Regions from separate parts of the Mus musculus genome. Here region 2 is linked to region 1. The links are chromatin loops, found by intact Hi-C in ENCODE. Cell type or tissue: heart. All regions are shown on one strand. Each heading gives the region's core, and the rest is flanking DNA. Links, peaks and the distances in the headings are about the cores only.

Evidence for each region. Peaks named below come from ENCODE experiments on the same cell type or tissue, not always from the same donor. Only the 100,000 strongest peaks of a DNase experiment are listed, where the experiment ranks them.
Region 2: a loop joins it to region 1, with 2.5 times the contacts of the local background. A loop is called at or near these places in 4 of 42 quality-filtered maps.

What each region holds. Positions count from the first base shown.
Region 1 is chr13:18,934,282-18,950,278 of GRCm38, forward strand. Amph (amphiphysin) reads left to right here and starts at 14,070. Exons shown (of 21, transcript NM_175007.2): 1 at 14,070-14,220. The coding sequence starts at 14,152. In heart, for the core only: a CTCF peak has its summit at 13,975; a DNase peak (open chromatin) is centred at 14,040; H3K4me3 peaks cover 2,298 bases; H3K27ac peaks cover 729 bases; H3K27me3 peaks cover 414 bases.
Region 2 is chr13:19,020,550-19,025,549 of GRCm38, forward strand. All of the region lies in intron 1 of Amph (amphiphysin), which reads left to right. Among named protein-coding and RNA genes, the nearest start is that of Amph, 75 kb to the left of the region's middle. In heart, for the core only: no CTCF peak of the experiment used is centred there; no DNase peak of the experiment used is centred there.

The sequences.
Region 1 (15,997 bases), core at 10,998-15,997:
GTAAATGGGATGCATGTATGTATGAATTTACAAAAGTATGTATAATAAGCAATTAGCTTATTTTTAAGATGAATATTAATTTTATTTAAAATGATGGTATGCAATAGGTCAAATATCAATATTTTGTAATAACTAATAGCTGTTTGGAAAAAAGAATTTTTAATTCTTAATTAGTACCACAGCAGCCTTATATATAATAGGATGTTAAAACTTTGAGGTGAAGAAAGATGATTTTTACATTAATGTTTTTTCTTATCAAAGAATAGCTGTGGACACATTTAATAACAATAACTAGAATATGTAGCTAATATTTGATTACCATCAATTACAATCGATATCAATATATTATAGAAGTTTTTTCTATTTTCTGTTAAAGCCTTTTTGGTTCTCACCAGTTAATTTGAATCTCACTTGATAGTACCTAACAAAGGCTTAGGTTTTCTTGTGGTGAATTTAAGGTGAGGTCTTAGTCAATTAACATCTCCTGGAAGCTTTTTGAAAATAAAATTTTGAAGCAAATTTGTACCAATTTTCCAATATAACTAAAACTCTAGATATTAAAAAAGACATTGCCTCTGAATCTTATGAAGCAACAACTATTTTCCAGAACTTTAAACTTCTCTCTAGAGACATTAGTTAATAAAATACTTTCCACTTAGGAAACAATATATACTGAAAGATTTAAACTATTTTGCTTCTTGTATTGAAGCCTGGACAATGAAAATTTCTTACATAATATAAGACTATATTAGCCGTACCTAGGGGTAAAAACCTTTAATGGTCACCAGTTCACTAGAAGTAAACTCTTTATAAATGGAAAAAATAGACTTTTAAATCTATAATAATTTTACATGAAGTAGGCAAGTTATTTTGTAATGTCTTTATAAGTTTTATAGCCTGATTGACCTTTTATAAATCTTGAATTTAGACTTAATCATGAACAACACTTGGGTAGATCTGAAAAGAAAAAATGTTGTTTAGCTAAAAGAAATTCTCCCTGAAGGCAGGGAGGGTGAAGTTTCAAGAACTTTTTTAGGCGCAGTCTGTAAAACGCAAGAAACTTTGCACAAGCTTCTCTGAGGCTGCTTTAAGTTTTGTATTAACCCAAATGTATATATTTTTTAATTTGAGCATCTTGCCCTCCTGCAATGAGGACAGATTCTAAAGGAGCAATTTAACTGTTTGTCCATGCCTCTGATTTTGGACACTCTTTCTTAAGATGACTTATACCTTAAACATTTTCTTTTATGACCTTTTATGGTCCTACAAGGCCGCAGCCATAGTCAAACTGATTGTGTGGGGGTCTAATTTCTGCACAAAGATGAATATATCTAGTTAATTTTACTTTGTTTTGTATGGCTGAATGTCCCAAGTGAGCAGCATTAGCACTCTTATAAGTTGATTATTTTAGTAATAATCTTAATTATGGGTGAGTTAAAAGTCTTAAGCTTTTGATTAAACTGCAAACTGCAGTCAATGGGACACTGGCAATTTTAACCAGAATTTTTAAGTTTTTGTTGCAATATTAGAATATATCTATAACTTTTGATAAGTAAGACCCAATTTTAAACAATTTATTTTCTTTAAAATCAATACTAAAAACATCACTACCACGTTACAAAATTTTCATTAATGTATGACAGTTTAAATTTTAATGTTTCATTAAAGAGACATTGTTTTAAAATCTTATCTTTATAAGTCTATCTTTTAGGATAAGAATTACATAAAATGTTATCTCAATTTAGAAGTATCTTTAGAGGACTAGTTCTCTGGGCTGATTTATGTCAGGTGCTTTTGTTTGAAAATGACTCTATCTCTGAGTTACTACTTTTAACTTAACTTTGTAACCAGTGTTACATCTTTTTAATTATACCCAAATAACTTATAAACCAATTCTCTATGACCAAGACATGTTAGATCATATTTATACCTTTAAGACCAATCAAAAACCAAATGAAGTGGCTACATGAATCTTATAAATTTAGATCAATTAAAGAGTTTTACCTTTTATAGCTATACTTGTAAGATAAAAAAGCAATTTGTTATTTGCTAAACACAATGATCACAAACTTGCAGAGAAAGTTTTAGGAAAAAACAACTATCAGCTTATTTGCCTTAGAACTAAGAGGTTACAGATTCCTTTTCTTTAAAAACAGTTTCTAGCAGGGCCTCTCTTGCAGTGCTTGATTTATGGCTATAGTGAAGGCTCTTTCTCAGCCTCCTTTGTGCAAACTGAGAGTGAATCAGCAGGTAAAGTTTTAACCATTATTTTTGTTTTATTTTTTTAACATGAAACATAAAACAGTCATTCAGACAACGACACAATCATTCAGACAATGAAACAAACGACATACATGAATTGACATGATTGGTGCACCGAATATTAGACAACAAAGAATTTCTCCTGTAGGGGCCAGAGAGAATGAAACAGGGCGTCCCCCGATTTCTCTCTGTCCCTGGGAGAATTCTAAAATCCATTTTCTTTTATCCCCTCCTTTCTTTTCCTGCTTGTAAGAGGCAGGTTTTTGAACCAAGATTAAAACCCAAAATTTTCTAACAGCTCTGGCAAGCATCCAAACTTCTAATTTATTTAATCTGAGGGCAAATTTTTGAGAAAACACACAATCTCTATACGCTAAATGTCTCAAATAGCCAAAAAGTTTACCATGCTGAATCTTTTTGAAGCCATCATCAGTCCACACTTAGTCATATATTTTATAGTCACCTGCAAAAAATGCTATTTTCTGCAACCAACAAAAATACCATTTATGGAATGAATTATATATGTTTTAGGAGATTACTTAACTTTCAATAGAGCCTTTTCTACGGATTTTTAGCACAATGTAGGATTGGGAAATTGTAAATAAGGTAACAGTAAGAAGTGACCTATATTTTGACTTTTAAGTCTCTTTTTATACTTTGACCATAATTTAACCATAACTTTTAATTTAGCCTAAAGTATCAGAATTCACAACTTGAAGTTTTTCTTATAACTGGAGCTGTGTCCTATAATGAGCTCCACAGTTTCTGAACGGGGCTAAGAGACTGCCCCTTTAGTCTTTCGCCTTACCTGCTTCTTAGTGAGCAGAGTCCCATCCTTATGGGACTTTGATCTGCAATCATTCCCCCAAGGTTTCCACCTCAGCCTGGACAGAGACCTGGAGAAAGGCCCTTCTTGTTTCCCCGAGGGATTTTTACAATCCTTACTCAGGTGCCCCGGTTTTTCACAACCGAAACATGCAGTTCTATAGTTCTTTGTCTTTCTAGCTTCTCTAGTGAGCTGAGTCCCATCCTTATGGGACTTTGATTTACATTCACTTCTCCAGTGCTTGTCACAACACTGGGAGGGACCCAAAGGAATGCTCTTCTTGTCTCCTGAGAGATTTTTACAATCTTTTCTCAGGTGCCCCGGTTTCTTGCAACCGAAACATGTAATTCCACACGTAGCGCCGAATTTCTTCCCTTTCCTTGCTGTGGCATAAGCTAATTCCTGCATTACAGCCAGTGAGGCATCTACACATGCTTTAATATAATCTTGTAGGGAGCCTGTCTTACGAATTGGTCTGATCAGGTCTTGACACAAGGTACTAGCGTTTTCCCAAGCCAATTGTTTCATTAGTATATCAGTACCTTCCGAGGGAGGAAGCATCCTGGAAACTGCCTCTTCCAATCTAGCTACAAAACTTTCATAAGATTCATCATGCTTTTGTCTAATTCCTGAAAGGACTGTGGATTTAGCCCCAGGTACAGGTAAACTCTGCCAGCTAGATATAGCTATCTGATTAATTCTCTCCAACACTGCCTTAGGAATATTCAGTTGCGCTGCTGGTTTAGCATAGTCTTTCTGCCCAAGAAGCATAGGTACTGTGGGTCTAGCTCCATTTCTTGATGAAGATCTTTCCTGAACTAACTTTCTGGCCCTTTCTTCATATTCTGTTCTCCAGAGAATGAAATCTCCGGGAGCAAGAGTAGCTTTCGCGGTTTGGTACCAATCATAAGGGGTCAGCCACTGACTAGCTACTGCATCCAGGACCTGTAAAGTATATGGTGCAGTAGGGCCCAGCGTTTTTACTGCTGACTGTAATTCCTTAAGAGTTTTTAACGACAAAGGTTCCCATTGCGGCTCACTCCCTTCTTCACAGATTACCGGGCAAGTGAGTGTAAAGTCTCCTTGCCTTTTTGCCTCTGCCACAGCAGCATCAAAGCCTACTGGCGGCAAAAGTCTACGTGGCTTTGGCACTGGTCTGCGGGCGGCTGGTGTTATAATTAAAGACTCCTCCTCACTGCTATCTGTGTGCTTACTAAAACGATCCTTTCTTCCCTTAATTACACACTTTGCCATTCCCTTAGTCCTTTCCCATTCATCATCATTTTTACTGTCAGTGATCTCTGATTCACTTTTTTCTAGTTTTATCCCTTTTTTTCTTGAACAATACGATTTCTTTTTACCAGTATTGAGTTTCACTTTCTGATCATCAGAGAGCTCTGAAGGAGCTTCCTCTGCAAGGAATTTTAGGTCTGTTTTCTCAGTCAATAAATCCCTCATCTGTTGCCACAATATAAAAGCACTGTCAGGAACGTTCCTGGATAAATTTTCCTCGTGAAACTTCCTCATATCCTTTCCTACTCGCTTCCAATCTTCTAGTGTCAAGCTTCCCTCCTCTGGAAACCAGGGACTGATTTTTTGCACGAAATCATAAAATTCTTGTAAAGATTTATCCAAGATTTTTAGGCCTCTTCCAGACAGCATGTGTTTAAACACTGACAGGAACAATTTTTTCCCTTTTGATTTTGATTGCCCCATGATAAATACTTACCCGTCTTTATAACGAACACGCCAGTCCGCCTGCCTGCAGCGCAGTCCCACGGGATCCTATCTTTGCCTGAGAAAATAAAGAATAGAAAGAAAAAAAAAGAAAGAAAAGAAAAGACTAATCTGCCCAGTTGTCCCTGTTCGGGCGCCAACTGCCACAGACACTCTGGGTCCCTGGTCTGTGAAGAACGGGATTTCTTAGGCAGATGGACAAAGAGTTTGGATGAAAATGACAGACAGATACACGAAAGATGTGTTGAATCTGAATGTAATGTTCTGGTTGAGCTTCAGACTTATATAACAACGAATTATCAGAGGATACAAATCACAAAAAGACAAGATACACTGAAATTCACCAGTTACAGCAGAAAGGAATTTACAGGGACTAATTAAATGTTTACATTAGGGATAACAAGCCCTGCCTAGGATCAGCCTAATGCCAGGCAAGAATTTCACACTTTAAGGTTAAAAGCATCAGGGGGTTGTTAACTCTTGACAGGCCTTAAGAGTAATGCACTATCACAGAGCTCTAAATTCTTAGGTCTAGTAAAACTTATCTTGTCTGGGGAGTTTCCCCTTATCAGGGTAGTATATCAACTTATACTTGACATGGAAGTAGCCTGTAGTAAAAGATTTCTATTTCAGTGAGACTTTTAGTCTCTATCTGTAAACAGCTGAGTAAAATGGCAAGTGCTTAATTGTTTACTGAATGGGTTAAGCTCCTTGCTGCTATCTGGAATCTAAGAACACTGGAAAAAGGCTTTAGCTATGTTAGAATACAATCTTAAAAGGCATTTACTATAAGGTAATACTATATAGAGTGCACGTGGATCTATACACTAGACTAATGTGGGTTTGGAAAATTAATTTTATGGGTTAGGGAAATAGCCAAAGATCCAGGAGTAAGTTTCCTTGAAACTTTTTTTCTCATGAGAAAGCTTTCAGACTTTCATCTGTCAAGCTGACTCCACCGGAGTCCCTGGCACAACCTCACCTTCTGGCAGACATGGGTAAATCTAATTAAAAATAGTTTCCCAAATCAAAGTCTTTGGCAACACAGGCAGTGCCTGATTTACAAAGTTTTGACTTAAGAGTGAGTTTTGACTTAAAGATGGTGTGAAATACGCATTCAATAGGAACTCTAGTTCAGACTTGGAATTTGGATCTTTTCTCAGAGTCATGATACATGCTAGGAGTCTCTCTGGAGATATGCATATTGGCAATGAGTTGACTCCCATTCATCTCCTCTGAGGAATAAGAACCAACAGTTACCATGACACTAAACTGTGATGTTTGGTAGGTTAGCTCTATGAAGAGCATTTTGACTTCTGGTATATTTAAGATGAGCTTGTTAATATGTAATTCCAGCCTACACTGATGAGAATCTGTGTATGGAAAAGTAAATATCTTAAAGATGCTTAAATTGATATTTCGCTGTTAAACACTGGGACTTGCTCAAGCTGGAAAATGACTCCTGATAAAATAGGCCACTGTCCAATCAAGGAATAAGGGCCCTCCGCAGCACAAATGTGCTATTTCCCACACTATATAGGGTTTTTTTTTTTAACAGCTTATTTGTGGAGAAAGTAACATAAAGTACTCAAAAGAGCTCATCATTCCTTAGAAAGAGTTGTGGCTGATTAGAACTTTGATTTCATTTAATTCCATGACCTCTCATTTGGCTTATAATATACTAAGTGATGTTCAAGTAACTTATCTGAGGTAGAGGAGGTTTTTTTTTGCATCTGTGTTGCATAACACATCAAACATAGTATTGAAGTACATTAGAGTTATTGGGAAGTTTAATAGAGTTTTTCCTCCAGTGACCAGTGGCTATCTGTCAAAAGCAAATCCTGGCTCTTACTTAGCATTTTTCATAAGTGGTCTATTATCAATGTAGCTAAGAAATGATCTGGAGACTTATTAAAATGAGAAAAGGGGAAAAGTGTAGTGATGCAGGCAATGTTGAATTAGAATATAACATGGGATCACATTATAGGTGGTTGGCTTAATTTGAAGACTTCTGTGATGGTTTGTATATGCTCAGCCAGGGAGTGGCACTACTAGAAGGCATGGCCCTGCTGGAGAAGGTGTGCCACTGTGGGTGTGGGCTTTGAGACCCTCATCCTAGCTGCGTGGAAGCCAGCCTTCTCCTAGCAACCTTCAGATGAAGATGTGAAACTCTCAACTCCTCCTGCACCATGCCTGCCTGGATGCTGCCATGTTCCTGCCTTGATGACTATGACTGAACCTCTGAACCTGCACGCTAGCCCCAATTAAATGTTGTCCTTATAAGAGTTGCCTTGGTCATGGTGTCTGTACACACGAGTGAAACTCTAACTAAAGACAGAAGTTGGTACCAGGAGTAGGGTATTGCTGTGATAGGCCTGACCATGCTTTTGTTTGGAAGAAATGTGGACTTGGGGACTTTGGATTTGGAAAGCAGTGGAATGCTTTAATGAGGCTAAATGAGCCTTCCTAGTAGGAATATGGAAACCTGTTGCTGTGAGTGATTTGAACTGTGCAGACCTGGTCCAAGAGGTTTCAGAGGAGAAGAATTTCAGTATGTGGTATAAAGACTGTTTTTGTGGTATTTTGGTGAAGAATGTGGCTGATTTTTGCTCTTGTCTGAAGAGTCTACCTGAGGCTAAGGTAAAGAGATTTATATTAATTGCATTAACAAAGTCCCATTTAAAAAGTCTGGTTAAGTCTCATGAAGAACATTTTGAACGCACATAGCAAGCTTAGAAAGGAAAAATATAAAATATATGGTTCAAGTATTAAAGGGGCACCAGGAAGTGAAATGATGCTGAATCCTATGTTCTAGGAGACAACATATTAATGGCCTTTGGGTCAAGATCCTCCTCATCTAATTTAAGATCCGGGCATGGTGGTTCAACACTTTTAATCCAAGGAGATAAACCCAAGCATATCTCTGTACTCAAGGCCAGCCAGGGACAGAGTAAGTTCTAGGTGAAGAAAAGCGTAAGACCAGGCATGGTGTTATACACCTTTAATCCCAGGAGACAGGCATGAGATCTCTGAGTTCAAAGTCAACCTACAAAGTGAGATTCAGGATAGCCAAGCTTAGGCAGTGAAAGAGTTGGAAAACAGAAAGCTAGTGATAATGTAATACAACAAGGGGGCCATATTCCACCTCCTACAAGCAGCAGGATTCGGCATCTTTGGCCATGTGGCTCTGGCTTTAGAGTCAAGAATAGAAGGGACTACTGGGACAATTGATCCTGCTTAGCTGGAGCTAAGAAATTAGCAATGATTAAGAAAAGACCAGCATCACTGAAGTTAAATCTGGGAAATGTTTTCTGAGAACACAAAGAAGCTGTATTCCAGAGACAGCCAAGGTTGGACCTCATGCTACAGCTGTATTGGTAATGTGTAAGAGTCATCCAGGTGATACTGGTTTGAAGTCATGAAGGGGTCATGAAGAGCAGCTGAAGAATGGCCTTGTGAAACGCCATGAAAGGCCATTGGTGAAGATGCAGCCTCAGTTGAGGGCCCAGGACTGAAGGGGTCATGCAAAGGATTTGAGGCTTGGCACCATGAAGAGAGCTTGTGAGAGGCTACTACTGGTGAAGCCTAGTTGCAACTGAAGACGCCAGAATATTGGAGATGCCAGTACTATGGGATGATCACCAAGAACTGCAGCAGCAGTGGAGTGGATCAACCTGAGTTTAGAGTGCCACAGAAGGCAAAGCTGGAGAAGTGACACCAGACCTTTGAAGGAAGATCATATGTGGATCCCAGACATTAAAACAAGAAGCTGTAACATTAAAGTTTTCTTGGAGACCCCAAGATGTTCAAGATGCCAGAGCTGTGAGATATCTGCTGAAGAAAGCTGCTAACAGGGATTGGAACCAGCCTAGGAGAAAGAAGTTTGTTGCAGTCAACCAAGATGAAAAAGGAGTTGGAGATCTGAAGACTGCCTTGAAATCGGACATGGAGATGCAGAGTTTGGAGTTTGCCCAGCTGGTTTCCTGTCTTACTTTGGGGGTTACAGTTAAGTGATCAGATGAATCTCGGAAGAGACTTTGAACTTTTAACATTGTTGAGATAGACTATGGAGACCTTTGAAGTTGGACTAAATATATTTAGCATTATGCTATGTTTAGGTATGGCTCCTATAGACTCATGTTTGAACAAGCCTATGGGGGCCAGGGAGTGAAATGTGATGGTTTGTATATATGCTCAGCCCAGGGAGTGGCACTATTAAAAGGTGGTGCGTAGGCTTTAAGCCCCTCATCCTAGCTGTCTGGAAGCCAGTATTCTGCTAGCAGGCTTCAGACGAAGATGTAGAACTCTCAGCTCTTCCTGCCTGGATGCTGCCATGTTTCTGCCTTGATGACAATGGACTGAACCTCTGAACCTGTAAACCAGCCCCAATTGAATGTTTGTAGTGTCTGTTTACAGCAGTAAAACTCAAAGACAACTACTATGAGTCTGTGCTTGATCACTTAAAATTGGAATTTGTAGGATATTTTTCAGAACATCCTAAATTTACTTCTAGTTTCATTTAATATTTGTGACAAAATTAGACTTTACTTCATCCTTCAAACATGGAAGCAAGTACAAGAGATAACCATAACTTGAATGAGATCAAAATTCTTGTTATGCTTGTCGGAGGGAGTAGATAGAATATTATTGTAACTACCTATGAAGGGACATCAAAAATGTGTAATTAATAAGAAGTAACTAATAAAGTCACAACGAATACAGAATCATAACACCTGTTGAGTACTGACAAACAGCCAGGTGAAGATAAAGCACATCTAGGCCTTTCTTTCCCTAAGGGTCTTGGCAAAATTGATGAAACTTTATAAATCAGGAGCTGTCAAATGTCCATGTTATTAAACATATGTAAAAAGAGTTGTGATAACTATGATTCTGAACTGATTTTGGCCATTATAAAAACCTATCATAATCCACATTTTGAGTCATCACCCAATTTAGAAGGAAGAAACATGAACCAGAAATAAAGATTGGGTATGGAATTCTGTATTCTATGGGTGAAGAACTGGAGTTGAAGGGATACCTTTTTGAAAACTTTGTAGAAATATTGAAAACTATTTTATAGTCTCACAGTACAGGATAAGTTGATATAAAATAATTATATATGTAGGTTTACTTCAGAAATTGGAAAGAATTGTGGTTAAATTTTCATAAACAGTAAGCTATAATTGGTTGGGTAAGTGGCATTTTTCCTTGACTGGTTGAGAATAAAGTGGTTTACCTATATGAAGAAAAGACGTAAGTAGTTAGAAAACTATGGTCATTCCCAGTGGTGTCAGAATGAAGACTGTATGCGTAAAAGCACAGTCTCACCACTTGACTATTACAAGAAACCTCTGAGACCCTCTTGTGCTATTACCGTGCACCTGCTATAGGACGTTCTGTGGTTCTGAGAAAGGCACTGGGGACATTTGTGGAGTAAAGGGCTGGCCTCACGGGTGGTTCTGGGCATCCAACACCCTCTACAACAAGATGCTCATGTTATTAGAATATTTAAGTCTTACGATTATGAAAAAGACACCACTATGCAACATAAAATGCTTGAAGACCTGGAACTTGACCTACGTACTTTTCTTTGTTCCTGTAGCATAATGGGAAATCTACCATGCTGCACCTTCTCACGTAGTTTGAAGATTTCTTTTGCCTGCATTACAATATTTGGTAAAACAGATTCATCTACTCTGTAAACATTGATACACCTCTTACCAGGTTTAGAGATGGTATTGTTTTGTTTTATTTTACAGAAAATAATTTTTATTTGTTGTACTAAAGCTCTTTAAAGGTTGACACCAATTAACACTTTAATTATTATCTTTCAGATCTGTGTTGCGGGAAATATTAAAAAAGGTACCATCCCGCACTAGCACCGGCTACTCTCTGGCCCCTGTAACCTCGCCACCTCCATGGCTAACCCCAAGCAGTGACCACCCATCTAGCTGTTCTGTTACTGCGTAGTTTGCTCACATTCCCAGCCATCTACCCCCTGTGGTTAGCTGTCACAAATTCCAGTAACCCAGTAAAATCAAAACTCTAAAGGCTTGTAATTTATCAGTCAGATTTATAATAACAAACTCTCAATCCACAAAATGTATACACAATGAACTCAAAACTCAACTGAAATTAACATAAGCTACACAGCTAGATGGGGCAAACACATCCCACCTAATATTTAACCATCCTGTACCAACAGAGGTCAAAGCACCTGCAGTTGTGGTGTCCTCCAGGAGAGGGACCACAGAACAACAAGAAATCTATTAAAGCTATGGTCCCACTGACAGAAACCTCCTGTGGTAAGGGAAGCCGCTAATGACATTCCAGAACTGTTCTACCACAGGCAGAAGCATCAAACCTAGAGGGAGTGACAGAGGAGGCAGAGTCAGAGGTAAAGTTTTAATGTGAAACTGGAAAATAATCCAGGAATCCCAGGCTCACGATTCTTAAAGAGTGTCTCTGATCTCTGTCACCATGCCTGGCAAGAGAGCTCATGATTGGTCTAGGGATTTTCAACAACTATTTACAAAACCTAAGTACCAGCTAAAGTGCTTGGTCAGCATTCCAGAGTGATAAGTGTGCACCTAACAACTGTTTGACATGACATACACACCATGCCTTTCAGATGAAATTACCAAGAAATTACAAGACTCCAGGTACAGAGCTAGAATTGGACACCCAAATAATGAGAAACATTAATAATTTGACCTTTTATTTCAGGTGATATACGCTGAGGTCCAAGAATTCGATGGGAAGATAACTGCAAGAAAGATAAAGGGTGGTTCTGTTGAGGACTGATAGCTTTGGGAAGAATATAGCTCACAGTTGAAACGACTCTCTCCTGTTTGTAATGAGAGAATATTGCTATCTACAGAGGGAGTTGAGGTAAGCTCATTGCCATAGCAGAGAGGGTGCAGGCACTAATACTGTAAGAGTGACCATGAACTTAAACTCTAGTGCAGTCTGGTCTTTTCTGTCATTGTTAAGGTTGTATTCTCACAGTCAGCACCTCAGGGCAGAGCTGAGGTTCTTAATCCCTCTTCCTTCACTAGAGAGAACTTACGAAAATTCCCAGCTTTCTGAGATGTCATTGTCCTTGAATGTTGACCAAGTGCAAAAATGGGTGTTCTCCTTATTTCTCTATAAGGTAAACTTCTGTTTATGTGGAATGATCCAAATGGGGGTGGGGGGCAAGCCCTCTTGCTTTGCCCAATGCCTCCCAATTTTAGCATCAAGAGTCTTGTGTCCTGGGACTCAATTAATTACTAGGCAAATTGGGCATAAAATCCTAAGGAAAAGTCATGGAAATAGATTAGGTATTCAAGGTGCTTACTGTTTATGAAACAATTGAGTTTATTTATCATTCTGTATTCTGGACTGGGATCCACTGGTCAGCTCTTCTGCAGGGCTTGGTAGTGTGTGTGTGTGTGTGTGTGTATTCAGCCAGAAAGGTGGTTGAATAATTGGGACATTCGTATTTCCCTCTCCAATGCACTCAAAACATTTCCCTTTGCACGTGACCTCTCCATAGCCATTGCTAGTTTGTTTTTATTTAATTTTAATATCAGGGCAGTTGAGTTTCCTCCTTGGCTCTAGAGGGTTGTACAGAGTATGAAGTCTGCCTAGCTTGCCAAAGCTGAGCCCTCCAGCTGGCACACTGGGCTTACATCACATCTTATGCAGTCAAGTAGCAACAGCATCATTCCATACCCAAGTCACTGGAACAATAGCTCACAGAAGAGTGATACTAGGGACTGGTTTGGGCGAAGGGAACACCCAAGTAACTTTAGAAGGGGAGCAGGATATTCCCCTGTTTTGGTGCCTGCTCAACCTCTGACTTGTGATTGTCAGATGCCACCTCTCTTCCTCTACTCATGGAACCCTGAATGAACCTGAGAATGAAGACTCTGCCCATTGTCAAAGGCTTCTGGAGCTCCTTTGCCGCCTTGTCTTTGCCAGGTGCACAGAGGACCACATCTTTCTGTTAAGACTGTCAAAAGGGGCCACCTTTAATCCCACAGATCTGCAGAGGAAGGCAGATCTGTATGAGTTTGAGACCAGCCTGGTTTACATAGCAAGTTTCAGGACAGCCATTGTAATGAGCATAGGGAAAAAAAAATCTTCTAGGCATGGAAAAATAGCTTAGTCAAGAACTCCACTATACCCAAGGCTGTACCTGATAACCAGAACCCAGTGACATCACTCACTCAAGAGAACCTGGCACAGGCCTAGATGGTGCCCAGTGGATGGAATATAAGCAGAAACCAAGAGCAAGGCTCTGCTTTGCACATCAAGACAGACCTTGATCTGTCATGTGGCTGGAGAGTCGGCCCCCGGTTGAACCAGAGACTACTGTTAGAGAGTGGACCTGTCCTTTAGCTAAGGTTGGTGGCACAGATGAGCAACCATGGAGAGATAGGCTTAAGACCATAGTTAGCAGTTTAGAGTGTGAGCTTTGTATGTTGACTCTCAACACAATAAAACTGTGACTTGTTATACTCACTTCAGGTCTTGTCTCTACCTTTCTTGCTTGCGACAGTTGGCTTAGTCAGCAAGATCACATAGAGTTTTGTCTCAAAGAACGACAAAGGGACTGCTGGTCTCATTTCTTGGGAAAACTGTTGTGCCACAGTGTCTGAGAGCTGGCAAAGTGCAGCACTTGTGTGTAGAAGCTGACCCTTCTGAACATGGCCTTTCCCACTGGCAAGCCTCACAGTGATCTCTTTACTCTTTCTCTCTGGCAAGTTGCCCTGCAGGGACTTTCCAGCCTCATCCTCTCCTAACTTCCCCATCCCCCACAGGTTTGAGCCTCTGGAGGGTGGATGGACTCGTTCCTTCTCCACTCAAGGTGTTTTGACGGGGCAGTCATTTGGTGATTTAGAGCCTTACAGACTCCTCCCCACCTCCTCCTGTTCTTTAACTGGGGAGACAGAATCAGAGTCTTCCGACCTTCCTCCCTGAAAACGTCCTGTTAGCCCTGCCCTCTCTCACCCCTAGCTGCCTCAAGGCCCTGGGATTGAGGAACGTCTTCCATCTTTATCACTTCTTGACCACCTCCTCCATCACGGTGGACACTTGGCCTTTGACTTCTCTTTCCATGCATCTCACTAGTGGCGTTGTCACCCCTAGTGGCCGCACATCCGCTCTATCTCTTTAAACCGGTCCTGTCGCCGCGCCCCTCCCTCATCCGTTGCCTCCTCTGCTCCTCACGCTTCAGCTGCTCCTCCCCCCGCTCCTCCTCCTTCTCTTCCTGGGCTCCTCGGTGCCGCCGCCGGCTCGCTGCGCGCTCTGCTCTTCCAGCTCTGCGGACCGCAGCAGCCATGGCCGACATCAAGACGGGCATCTTCGCCAAAAACGTGCAAAAGCGCCTCAACCGCGCGCAGGAAAAGGTCAGCAGAGGGCAGCGGGATGCGGGGCAGGTGACTCGAGGAGGTGCGGGAGCCGATGGCAGTGCTGGCCTTGCGCTGCAGGGCCGCGGGTTCAGGTGCGGCGCGCTGCGGAGCCCGAGCAAGCGCCGGGTGGAGGACTCCCCTGTCTCTGCTCTCAACGATTGCAGCCAGGCAGGATCCATTCAGGCAGCGTGGGCTCGGCCCCGCAGTGGGTTCGCCGGGAACCCGCAGACCCCTGACCCTCCAGGCACTGAGTGCTATAGACTCCCAGAGCCCGCCCAGGGTGGCCACTCTCCTGGGCACGCCTCCCGGGACCAGGGGTGGCAGGTGCAGTTGCTCTCTGGCTGCACCCGGAGCGGTCCACGTCCCTGGGCGCCTCCATCTCTCCGCGCCCGCACCTCCTGAGCTCAAGCTCTCCCGCAAGCAGCTCAGGCGTCCACGACCGCAGATCCGGGAGGGAGATTGTCGCATCTCTTCTTGGGTGGGGGTGTTGTGGCTATTTGAGTGAAGTCGGTCGAAACGAACGACTTAAGCAAAGAAGACACCCCAGATGTGCATGGACCAATGGGATGTATAATAAACAACCAACACCTTAGCACAGTGGTGAACTGGAGCTCCAGAGAATGCTCATTTCTCCCTAAGTATCCGTGTTGGTTTTTGAAGCCAATGCCCTCTGGAAGGTCAAAAACAAACAACCTCGACCTCAGAGTTCTCTGCACATCTCTGCACAAAATGCTTATTTCTCTGCTTGAGAAGCAGCAAAACCTACTCCTATCAGAGGCGCTGAGGTCGCAGTGTTTGTAAATTAGGTATTGTAATTTATGTCTCTTCCGGAGGAATGTTATCCATAGCTAGCCCAGCTCTGGATAGTCGAGTCTCAGTCTCTCTCTCTCTCTCTCTCTCTCTCTCTCTCTCTCTCTCTCTCTCTCTCTCTCTCTCTCTCTCTCTCTCTGCATTTTACAGGCACTGGGCTTCCTAGTGTCCCTGATTACTATATCTGACCCTCCTATGAAGTCTTCGTTCGTCCCAAGCAAAGGACGTTTGTACTGGAGCTTGAACCTTGTATTTGAAAGTGAACCTGGGCTAGTGGTAAATTGAGCTGTATTTGCTTCGTATGGCATTAATTTCTGTCCCTGGGATGAGGATGTCTGGTGTTTTCTTCTCCTTCTGGAAATCAGATTGTCCTTATTCCTCACTCTGACAGCACTTACCCTCCTTAGAAGTTCGACCTACCCCCACTCTGAGCTGCCCCAAAGGCTGAGCCCAGGAGCAGGAACTCTGCCAGGTTCAGGTTCAGTGGCTGTATGCAATCCTCCCTCCCTGCACACATGCACCTTCCCAGCTCTGTAAGAGGATTGTATTGCTTTTAATATCTACTCAAGCTCATCCTGAACTCCAGGAGCCTCCTGCCACTCCCTCGGAAGCGGAATTAGCCAAGCTACTTGTCCCCTTCCGTCACCCCGATGCTTTCCAGATAATAGCCAGATAGCAGATGTTTGCCAAACACGAGATTTGGACAAGACTTTGTCGTCATTTCCCCACATTTTATTTCACCCACTTGTAGTCCCCCCTCCCCCATCCCTAACATAATCACTTAAATCTTTCGTCTGTGGCTTTTCGCCGACTCGGCTTTCCATCTGTGAAGTAATTTTGTGATATGGTCTGCTTTTTCACATATTAATCTAGGTCACCAGCTGTTAATATGGTCCAAACAAATGAAGGGAACTGTAATGTCTCTGACAGTGTCCTGGCCTGTATGAACCGTTGAACCAAATGT
Region 2 (5,000 bases), core at 1-5,000, 75 kb after region 1:
AAGGACAACTTAAATGAGGTCATAGGCCCTAGGGATTCTATTCTTATTCTGCTAAATGGACATGGTAATGAACTGCCACCTAACTTTTTATCTTTATAGGCATACATTATTGTGTCTCTTAACCCTAGTTATTAAGCTACTTTTTACAATAGATGGCAATTAGTGTAGAGATATCCAACTGATCAAGATACAGATAATAAGAACCATGTAGCACTCATGTTTAAATTGAACATTTATATCATATTTCCTCTCCTCTAAGGCTTGGGAATCATTGTGGAAGAGGGGGCAGAAGAATGTAAGAGCCAATAATGAATCTCTGTAGTAAAACAGTATTTTCTGGACATGATTGAACCACTTTAACACATGATCTCAGTGGTTATGACTACCTGTGTAAGACCTGACCAAGATCAAGCTGGCCAAAATTTCAGCATCACTGGCAGAGGACTTCATAAAGTTCCACTCCTGCCCTGAACAGCTTTTGGTAACAAAGGAATGATGTGGAAAGGAGAATCATTTCCTTTAGGAATGAAGCCACTGAGAGGCTACTCGTGTTCCTAGACCCATGTGTTGTAGATGGGCTCTAATGTTCTTTGTGTTAATTAAGCTCCCCCAAATCACACAGAAACCTCCATGTCTGCCTGTAAGATGCAGAAGGTCCCTGCCCCAAGTTGGGTCTAGTTAGTAAACAGTTTCCAGCGGCCAATGGCTGGCCAGGGAGACAGAGGTGGGACTTGTAGTTCCCAGGCAAGGAACCAGAAGAGAAAGGAAGAGGCAGAGCCACCATGTAGAAGAAACAGAAAGATCAGACTTGAGAGCTGGGGAAGAGAGAATGTATAGCCACTTAAGAGCAAGGGAAGAGAGATTCCAAGGTCCCCCTCCTGTTTGGGTCTAGGGTAGCAAAGATAGAATTTAGATTTTAGTAAGCAGTAAGTCAGGAGTATTGGAGGGGAGGTGTTAGCAACATGGAAATTTGAGAGTGGCCAAGCAATGGAGCTGTTTAAAACATATTAAAATAAAAGAGAGAGAGAGAGAGAGAGAGAGAGAGAGAGAGAGAGAGAGAGAGAGAGAGAGAGAGCCTTTCTTTCGAGAATCTACAACATTGGGGCAGTAGGGAGAAGCAAGCCTGCTGCCTCCGGCTGTGAGTTTATAGCAGATTAACTTATTACTGCTACACCCTTGCACACTCAGGCAGCACTAAGTGGATTTAGTGGATTTATACAACAAAAAAGAGCACATCAAGTTGGGAAGGAAAAGTCATGCAGTGGGGGAGGGGAAGGGAAGCATTGCAGGGGGGAGGAAAGAGAAGTAGATTTGATCAAAACACATCCAATACTTGTATGTAATTCTCAAACAATAAGAAAGGAAAAATAGCTTTTAAAAGATAAAATAAATACGGCCGCGAAGGCCCTGATCTATTCTGATTGATACCATTGTAAGAAGACATTAGGACAAATAAAGGAACACACATAAACAAAGTTCATGTAAAGACGCAGCAAGTAGGGGCTGTGTGCAAGCCAATGAGAGAGGAGCTTGAGGTGAAAATCTGACAGTGCTTGAGTCTGAACTTTAACCTCTAACTGTTTAACCCAGGCTGAAGTACTCTAATGGGACCACCCTATTAATGTAGTGCTCCTGTTTCCCAGGCTGAAGAACACAGTCCATGAACAAAACGGTAGCATGGCTTAAATCCCTAAATAAAATCGTGGTAAATCAACTACACTGCATTTTCAGACAATCATTTACCAGAATAATTCATCACAGGGAGAAAAGACTTCTCCAGCAATATACTTTATTAAGATAAGACTTATGTTTTTAGGTTGTTAGCATTTCTTTACCATCCCAGCTCTCAAATAACTATTCTTAACGGAAAGGGAGTGACTTGGCCTGCAAACAACATTGGAAAGGAGACAACTCACATGGAGAGAGAGGCACAGTGTCAGCTTTTATTAGGTCACCCAGTGAGCGGAGTATCCAAGTTTCCATTCCTCTGGCATCTAAAAGGGGCTGTCAGCTTTATGCTGTTCCTGCTTCTTAATGCCAGCACTGATGTATGGCCAACCCCTCATCATTTTTAGCCCTGAGATCCTACAGCCCAGTTCAACATACTCCGTGCCCTTCTCAACAGACTTTGTTCTCAGCATCCCCATTAGTTCATGTTGACTTGACCTTAGACACTCCAGGGCTTTGTGGTTGATTTTAAAACTCTTAAATAGATTTGCTTCTCCTATGTTATAGACCGTACCTCCCTTACTCTAAACCTCTTAAATATTACTAACTCAAACATTTTGACACCAGAAGTAAATATTCTACAATATGTTTTGTTTTGTGCACAAAATTGTTAAACATATTGTATGAATCACTTTTGTGCTGTGTGAATCAGTTATATATGAAATAGAAATAAACTTTATTATCACATCTGGGTATTAGCCTCAAGATGCCAGATTATACCTATGCAAATATTTCACAGTGGAAAAAGCAACTGAAAATAAAGTATTTCTAATGCCAAGGGAATTGGATAAGGGCTACAGAAGCTATCGTCCCAAATGTCAGGCCAGAGACTATATGGTCTCTTTGAGGAATCATGGAGATTCTATCTCTTAATCCCCATTGAAGCCCCACAGATGTAGATAGTAGTTCAAAGACACCAAAGACATGGGCTAGAAAACCTTTGAACTCTGCTTACTGCTCCTGATTTCATACTTGCTTAATAATTTGGGGAGATATTTGGCCTCCATTGCATACTGAATTTTAAATGCTTGGATTTATTACCACATACAAAAGCAACCACAAAACTGTTATGAAGAATATTCTTGGGGCACTATCTTATCATTGTAAAGCATTGGCAACTATACCCAAGAGTTTGTCGGCAAGGGGGTGGTCAGATCATGTAGATATGGTGGGCAATCAAGACTTATGGCAATAGACTGTGGTGTTTTGGGATATTTGGGTGATTTTCAGACCAATATATATAGGTATTAAATTATTTTCAAATAATGGTCCAATTAAAAATATGTATGTCATTCAAATACTATTTGAGAATAAATGATTGAAATAAATGAATGAAAAAGTGATTTAGAATAATTTAGAAAGATATTCCCCCTAAGCAGAGATTGGTTGACTTTTTTAGAACACTTATGTGTGTTCCTGGTGAACTATGCATTCTAGTCATTCTTCCATCATTCATTCATTCATTCATTCATTCATTCATTCATCACTTAATTTTTAATTTCCAGGTGTATAGTTCTAGGCCTGAAAAATACCTTTTAGAATTTCCTCTTCAGAAAATATATTTACATTTAGATAGAGAAATATTAAAATTAGATAGATAAATACAATGCATTTAACAATTACCTCCCCACATGATGTGAGTGTACTTTAATGTACATCTACTGAAATCAGATTAATGGTCATGCTTATGTAAGAATGGTGGGGTAAGATGGAACTAAGACTTATGTATCTAAATTCTGTTTCTATCTAAATTTTCTCCCTTAGAAGCCATGCAGGCATGCTCCATTGCATGGTTGGCTTCTTAGTTTATTCCTTTGGTTGCAGCATTCTAGAAATGGGACATACTAATGATAGAAGCTACTCCTCTTTTCTCCCCAGCTCTTGTAGTCACCTCACCATTGTCTCAGCAGTTCCAACTAAGTCTTGTTGTCACCTCACTGTTTAGCAGCGCTTACCTGTTGCCTTGTTTCTGGTATTTTCACAGTGGTAGAGCATAGCGGATCTTTCTCCCTATCTCTGCCTTTCCAGTAGATGATAAAGTATATGCATGAGCCTGAGGTCCAATTTTGATGCGATTACATTATTATAAATTGCAACACCCAGTTTAAGATCTGTTTTTAAATTAATTGCGTTAATTTGGATAGGAAAGCACAGAGCAATTAGCACCACCACACCCATCAAGCAGTTGATGGGCACGGCCTGACAATCCATAATGACTTTCTCTTTGAACATCAGGGCCTCTTGGAAAGAATTGAAAATATTCCCACATTCTCGAGCTTAAGAGGATTAGCAGAGATTGCTCTGTGCTTGTCTTTATTCTAAATCTGCCTCTCCACCCATGTGATGACCCTCCTTTTCCCACCTCAGCACCCACCCACTGCACTTGCCTCTCCTATGTCCTACGGGCTTCTCCGCACAAGGCCTACTTCTTTGGGGGAAACTTCTGTCTTAGCTTGAACAGATAAAACCAGATTCCATACAAGGTGTGGATTAAACAAGAAACACTTATTTCTCATGCATAGAGGAGAAAGCCCTGGTAGATTCTAGGTATGATGGTACCCAGCTTTCTAGTTGTCTCTATGGCTTAAGTAAAATGGAGCATGTTGTAAACTTAAGGAAGTACAGTTGTTAAAACTGGAGATCCCCATCTGTTAGCAAGGCATAGTGGACTTCCCATCAGTTTCTCCATACACAATCCAGGACTTAACTGTGTACGCAAGCCTATTGTCAGTGAAGGCTGACTCCGCACACTGCCTAGATCCCTGGCTCATCATTCCACTGGGGACAGAGTGTGCCTTGCTTTCAGAACATTTCTGTAAAAGCCAGTATCTTGTTTTCTACCTAAAAGTTAGATTTACATCTTTGTCCTTCATCAATATTCACCTCGTGTAATTAAGTCAGACAGGTGGTGTGGTGTGCTCATCACAATCAACACTGGAGAAATGTGACGATGTACCTAACTGTGATTGCTGTAAGATGGATGCCTACAGGATCTGCCCACAGGCTGAATGACAAAATACTGATAGCTTGCCAAGTTTGACTAGTGTCCCTGTGGAGATCCAAGAAGGAAAACACATGGATTATACATTTAACAACATGAACCCAGAAAAGGCAAGTCCTCTCTGACTTTAGTTCTTTGTTAAATAAACTTTTCTTAAATTTAGAATTCTTGTATGTCTGCCTCATTCCCCAGGGAAAACCACAGAACAGCTTTTGAGTGCAGAAGGACTGAATAGAGAGGCTGTGAGCATTTGCTTGCTTCCCCCATCCCA